Regions from separate parts of the Homo sapiens genome. Here region 2 is linked to region 1. The links are chromatin loops, found by intact Hi-C in ENCODE. Cell type or tissue: heart right ventricle. All regions are shown on one strand. Links, peaks and the distances in the headings refer to the core of each region. The heading gives the core; the rest is flanking DNA.

What was found. A loop is a pair of places that touch in the nucleus more often than their neighbours do. Peaks named below come from ENCODE experiments on the same cell type or tissue, not always from the same donor. Only the 100,000 strongest peaks of a DNase experiment are listed, where the experiment ranks them.
Region 2: a loop joins it to region 1, with 1.8 times the contacts of the local background. A loop is called at or near these places in 11 of 110 quality-filtered maps.

What each region holds. Positions count from the first base shown.
Region 1 is chr19:11,084,130-11,087,031 of GRCh38, forward strand. No RefSeq gene overlaps it. Among named protein-coding and RNA genes, the nearest start is that of LDLR, 3.9 kb to the right of the region's middle. In heart right ventricle, for the core only: a CTCF peak has its summit at 1,533; a DNase peak (open chromatin) is centred at 1,511; H3K27ac peaks cover 2,111 bases.
Region 2 is chr19:10,975,736-10,978,637 of GRCh38, forward strand. All of the region lies in intron 1 of SMARCA4 (SWI/SNF related BAF chromatin remodeling complex subunit ATPase 4), which reads left to right. Among named protein-coding and RNA genes, the nearest start is that of SMARCA4, 16 kb to the left of the region's middle. RefSeq lists an enhancer at 1,411-2,103. In heart right ventricle, for the core only: no CTCF peak of the experiment used is centred there; DNase peaks (open chromatin) are centred at 526 and 1,366; H3K4me3 peaks cover 520 bases; H3K27ac peaks cover 996 bases.

The DNA of each region.
Region 1 (2,902 bases), core at 95-2,594:
TGCCAAAGGCCAGGCTCGTTGGGGCAGAGACCTATTCCGGACTGAGCCTCCTGGTGAATTAGAGAGGTAGAAAATGGGAGGACGGGGGCAGGTGGGCTATTACAGCGAGGAAAATGCCCACCCTGAGTTGTATTAGATAACTTTGGGAGTTCAGGAACTTTCCAATAAAGTGGGTTCCACAGCAGGATTACTTACTGACTCCCTAATAGAAAGAAGGCAGGCACAGGCCGGGCGTGTTGGCTCATGTCTGTAATCCCAGCACGTTGGGAGGCTGAGGCGGGTGGATCACAAGGTCAGGAGATCCAGACCATCCTGGCTAACAAAGTGAAACCCCGTCTCTACTAAAAATACAAAAAATTAGGCTGGGCGTGGTGGCTCGTGCCTGTAATCCCAGCACTTTGGGAGGCTGAGGCGGGCGGATCACGAGGTCAGGAGATCGAGACCGTCCTGGCTAACACGGTAAAACCCCATCTCTACTAAACATACAAAAAAAAATTAGCCAGGTGTGGTGGCGGGCGCCTGTAGTCCCAGCTACTCAGGAGGCTGAGGCAGGAGAGTGGTGTGAACTCGGGAGGCGCAGCTTGCAGTGAGCCGAGACTGCGCCACTGCACTCCAGCCTGGGCAACAGACAGAGACTCCGTCTCAAAAAAAAAAAAAAAAAATACAAAAAATTAGCCAGGCGTGGTGGCACGTGCACGTGACTGTAGTCCCAGCTACTTGGGAGGCTGAGGCAGGAGAATTGTTTGAACCCGGGAGACGGAGGTTGCAGTGAGCCGAGATCGCGCCACTGCACTCCAGCCTGGGTGACAGAGCTAGACTCCGTCAAAAAACAAAAAACAAAAAACAAAAAAACAAAAAAAAAAAAACAGCAGGAACTGGCAGGTCTTCCCTGAAGAGATAAAAAAAAAAAAATGCAGTTGCAACACAAAAGCAGCCACAGAGAAAAGCAAACCCATATATGGTATTTATTATGCACCGAGTGTGGCTCTAATCACTTTTTTTTTTTTAATTGAGAGACAGCCTGGCTCTGTTGATTGGGCTGGAGTGCAGTGGCGCGACCGTAGCTCATTGCAGCCTCAACCTCCTTGGCTCAAGCAATCCTCCTACCTCAGCCTCCTGAGTAGCTGGGACCACAGGTGTGAGCCACCACGCCTGGCTAATTGTTTTTTTTTTTTTTGTAGAGACAGGGTCTCACTATGTGGCCCAGGCTGGTTTCCAACTCCTGGGCTCAAGTGATCCTCCCACCTCTGCCTCCCAAAGTGCTGGGGATTACAGGCATGAGCCACCTCGCCTGGCCTCTAGTCGCTTTATATATTTTAACTTAATCCTTACAAGAGCCCTGTGAGCTAGTTACAGGAGCACAAATGGAAACCAAGAAACAGAAAAATTTATCAGCATGACTCAGTCCTCAGAGCCATGTATGGCCGTGTCCGTGCATGGCAGGCAGGTCAGGGGCCTGGGGAACGCTGTTCTGGAAACCTTGGCCAGGCCTTGGCACCCGAGGAATGTGCTTTTCAGAGTTTTTGTGGCTCTTTTCCAGACCTGCCCTGACCTCTAGCTCTGGGAACTATGTAAGCCAAGTGCCTTCCGGGAAGGGAGTCCCTCTCCTGGTAACTCTTTCTGGGTAACCAGATGTGGACTCATGACACACACTGAGCCTACGTCTTATAATTTTTTGTTTTTGTTTTTGAGACAGTTTCGGTCTTCTTGCCCAGGCTGGAGTGCAATGGTGCGATCTCGGCTCACTGCAACCTCTGCCTCCCAGGTTCAAGCGATTCTCCTGCCTCAGCCTCCCTAGTAGCTGGAATTGCAGGCATGCGCCACCACGCCTGGCTAATTTTTTGTATTTTTTTTTTTTTAGTAGAAACGGGGTTTCACCTTGTTAGCCAGGCTGGTCACCAACTCCTGACCTCAGGTGATCCGCCCACCTCTGCCTCCCAAAGTGCTGGGATTACAGGTGTGAGACAGCTGTGAGCCACCACGCCCGGCGCATTTTTTTTTTCTTTTTTTTCAGAGGGAGTGTCCCTCTGTCACCCAGGCTGAAGTGTAGTGGCGTGATCTCGGCCCACTGTAACCTCTATCTCCCAGGTTCAAGTGATTCTCCTGACTCAGCCTCCCAAGTAGCTGGGACTACAGGCGCCTGCTACCATGCCTGGCTAATTTTTGTAGTTTTAGTAGAAACCGGGTTTTGCCATGTTGGCCAGGCTGGTCTCAAACTCTTGACTTCAGGTGATCCACCTGCCTTGGCCTTCTGAAGTGCTGGGATTATAGGGCATGAGCCACTGTGACTGGCCATCTTAAATTTTTTTTTTTTTTTTTTTTTTTTTTGAGACAGGGTTTCACTCTGTCGCCCAGGCTGGAGTGCAAAGGCGCGATCTTGGTTCACTGCAAGCTCCGCCTCCTGGGTTCATGCCATTCTCCTGCCTCTGCCTCATGAGTAACTGAGACTACAGGCGCCCACCACCACGCCCGGCTAATTTTTTTGTATTTTTTTAGTAGAGATGGGGTTTCACCTTGTTAGCCAGGATGGTCTCGATCTCCTGACCTCGTGATCCACCCGTCTCGGCCTCCCAAAATGCTGGCATTACAGGCGTGAGCCACCGCACCCAGCCTTAAATTTTTTTTTAAGGGAAATCAAACCCAGTGATATTGGGCCAGTACAGTGGCTCACACCTGTAATTCCACCACTTTGGGAGGCTGAGGCAGGTGAATCACCTGAGGTCAGGAGTTCGAGACCAGCCCGGCAAACATGGCGAAACCCCGTCTCTACTAAAAATAAGAAAATTAGCCGGGCGTAGTGGCATGCACCTGTAATCTCAGCTACTCGGGAAGCTGAGGCATGAGAATCGCTTGAACCTGGGAGCAGGATGTTGCAGTGAACCGATATCACACCACTGCACTC
Region 2 (2,902 bases), core at 307-2,806, 110 kb before region 1:
GCCCAGGGAAAGGGTTAACCTCCTGGACTTTTAACTGAGTGTTTTACATCTTAGCTTTTAGATTCTTGTGCCAGAGTAGTTTCACTTCCGGTCATTCCTTCTGGCTGCTGGCCTGGATTCCCAGGCTCTGTTTTCTCCTTGTGGAGGCCCCGGCAGCACCCGATCCAAGGGCCGCACACATCTGGATTTGGCTTCCACACGCTGTACTAACTATTCTTGCCCTTTTGGCCCCTGAATCCCCTCATCCTTTGCTTTTTCCACCTGAGTAGGTGTGGCCTCCTGGTCTGCAATGGATTTCATTGCTGCGTGAATTTCCCCTGCTAGTGACTTATCATTGAGGGCCCCATTGCAGGACTCTAAGCGGCACCGTGTAAGACACCTTAGGGACGACCTTTGGCCACCCCAGGACTTTGCTGAAAATGCCAAATCCTTCGTTTCCTGTATAGAAGGGCAGGGATGATTGGCGATGGGGTAAGAAGGGGTAGAGAGAGAGGTGTTCCTTGTCCTTAGACACCTTTCCTGGCCGTGCTCGTTTGGCCTTCCCGTGTAGACATCTCGCCGGAGCAAGGTGCACCCAGCCCCACACCCCATCCAGCTTCTACAGGGCTGGCCTCACCCCAGCCCTTCAGGGAGGGTGAGCTGGCCAGGAGGAGGTTGAGGGCTGAGAACAACACCATGCTTATGGCTGTGGGAGCAAGGAGGGATAAGAGATGTTTGTGGGTCAGGCACTGTGGCTTGGGCTAGGTGCGGTGGCTCATGCCTGTAGTCCTAGCACTTTCGGAGGTTGAGGTGGGCGGATCACTTGAGCCCAGGTGTTTGAGACCAGCCTGGGCAACACGGCGAGACCTCATTTCTATAAAGAAATACAAAAATTAGCTGGGCATAGTGGCATGAGCCTGTAGTCCCAGCTACTCGGGAAGTTGAGATGGGAGGATCACTTGAGCCCAGAAGTTCAAGGCTGTGAGCTGTGATGGCGCCACTGCATTCCAGCCTGGGAGACAGAGCGAGACCCTGTCTCAAAAAAAAAAAAAAAATTGGGCCGGGCGTGGTGCCTCTCATCTGTAATCCTAGCACTTTGGGAGGCCGAGGCAGGCGGATTGCCTGAGCTCAGGAGTTTGAGACCAGCCTGGGCAACATGGCAAAAACCCTGTCTCTACTAAAATACAAAAAAATTAGCCAGGTTCGGCAGTGTGCGCCTGTAGTCCCAGCTACTCGGGAGGCTGAGGCAGGAGAATCGCTTGAACCTAGGAGGCGGAGGTTGCAGTGAGCCAAGGTCGCACCACTGCGCTAAGCCTGGGTGACAGAGCGAGACTCTGTCTCCAAAACAAATAAATAAACAAATAACAAGAACAAAATTCTTGGCAGCCGGCCAAATCTGTGTGCATTGCTTGCCAGGGTGGGCGTGTCATGGCTGACAGCAGGTCCTGGATCGCACCTAGGGGTTTGCTGCTCTCCAGCCAGCTGCTTCTACCTGATGCGCGCCCAAGAGGGGAAGCCAGTCTGTTGTTCCTGAGCATTGCGGGGCAGGAGTGTTACCTGCGGTTTGTGCTGGGGGGAGGCTGCGTTACGGACTCGAGTTTTTTTTTGTTTTGTTTTTGTTTTTTTTGAGATGAACTCTTGCTCTGTTGCCCAGGCTGGAGTGCAGTGGTGTGATCTCGGCTCACTGCAGCCTCTGCCTCTCGGGTTCAATCAATTCTCCTGCCCCAGCCTCCCGAGTAGCTGGCATTACAGGCATGCACCACCATACCCAGCTACTTTTTGTTTTTTAAGTAGATACGGGGTTTCACCAAGTCGGCCAGGCTGGTGTTGAACTTCTCACCTCAAGTGACCCGCCCGCCTCGGCCTCCCAAAGTGCTGGGATTACAGGCATGGGCCACCATGCCCAGCCCATGACTCAGTTTTCTCATTTCTGTTCAGGGAAAGGAGCCTCTGCTTCACATTTTGATGGGAGCATCTGAGGACCTCATCTGTGTGATGCTCCTAGTGCGATACCTTTCACGTGCTAAGCAGCTGCTCAGTAAACCTGGGGAGAGATGGGGCACCTTGGTTTCACCAGCTGAGCGGCTGGCACTTCCTGCCTGTGAGTGATGGTTCGATGTTCCAGCCTGTGGAGGAGGAGGTGGAGCCACAGGGAGGTTACCCGTGAGGCAGGTGGCACCGTGGCTTCACAGTCCATGTTCAGAGTGTGGGATGCATGGCAGTGAGTTCCACTGTGGCCTTGGCCTTGTGACCTGAACTCTTCCACTTCCCTGTCATCTGTCAGCTGGCCAGCAGGACCACTGTAGTCCCTGTGTGGTGGTGAGGGCCCAGTGCGGGGAGTCTCAGTTGTTACCATCAAGTAGGCTGAGGCCCCTACCTCCTGGCTAGATCTTCCTTCCTTGCCATTTCTTTGTGACTGAGACATCCTCAGCAGTTGTAAATCACAGGGAGGTGAAGGCAAGCCACAGTCCCCGCTGGATTTGCAAATATCCCTTCCCTTCCTCTGTCAGCATGACCTTACGGTAGACGAGGATTTCTTAAATAGGACCCCAGAAATGTTAAACCTCAAAGACCAAACTTGATGAACTGGCCTTCATTAGAATTAAGAGCTTCTCTCTCTTTTTTTCTGTTTGTTGAGATGGAGGTTTACTCTTATTGCCCAGGCTGGAGTGCAATGATGTAATCTCGGCTTCACTGCAACTTCCACCTACCGGGTTCAAGTGATTCTCCTGCCTCAGCCTCCTAAGTAGCTGGGATTATAGGCATGCACCCACCACGCCTGGCTAATTTTTGTATTTTTAGTAGAGACGGGTTTTACCATTTTGGTCAGGCTGGTCTCGAACTCCTGACCTCTGCTTGCCTCGGCCTCCCAAAGTGCTGGGATTACAGGTATGAGCCATCACGCCCGGCCGATACTTTCTAC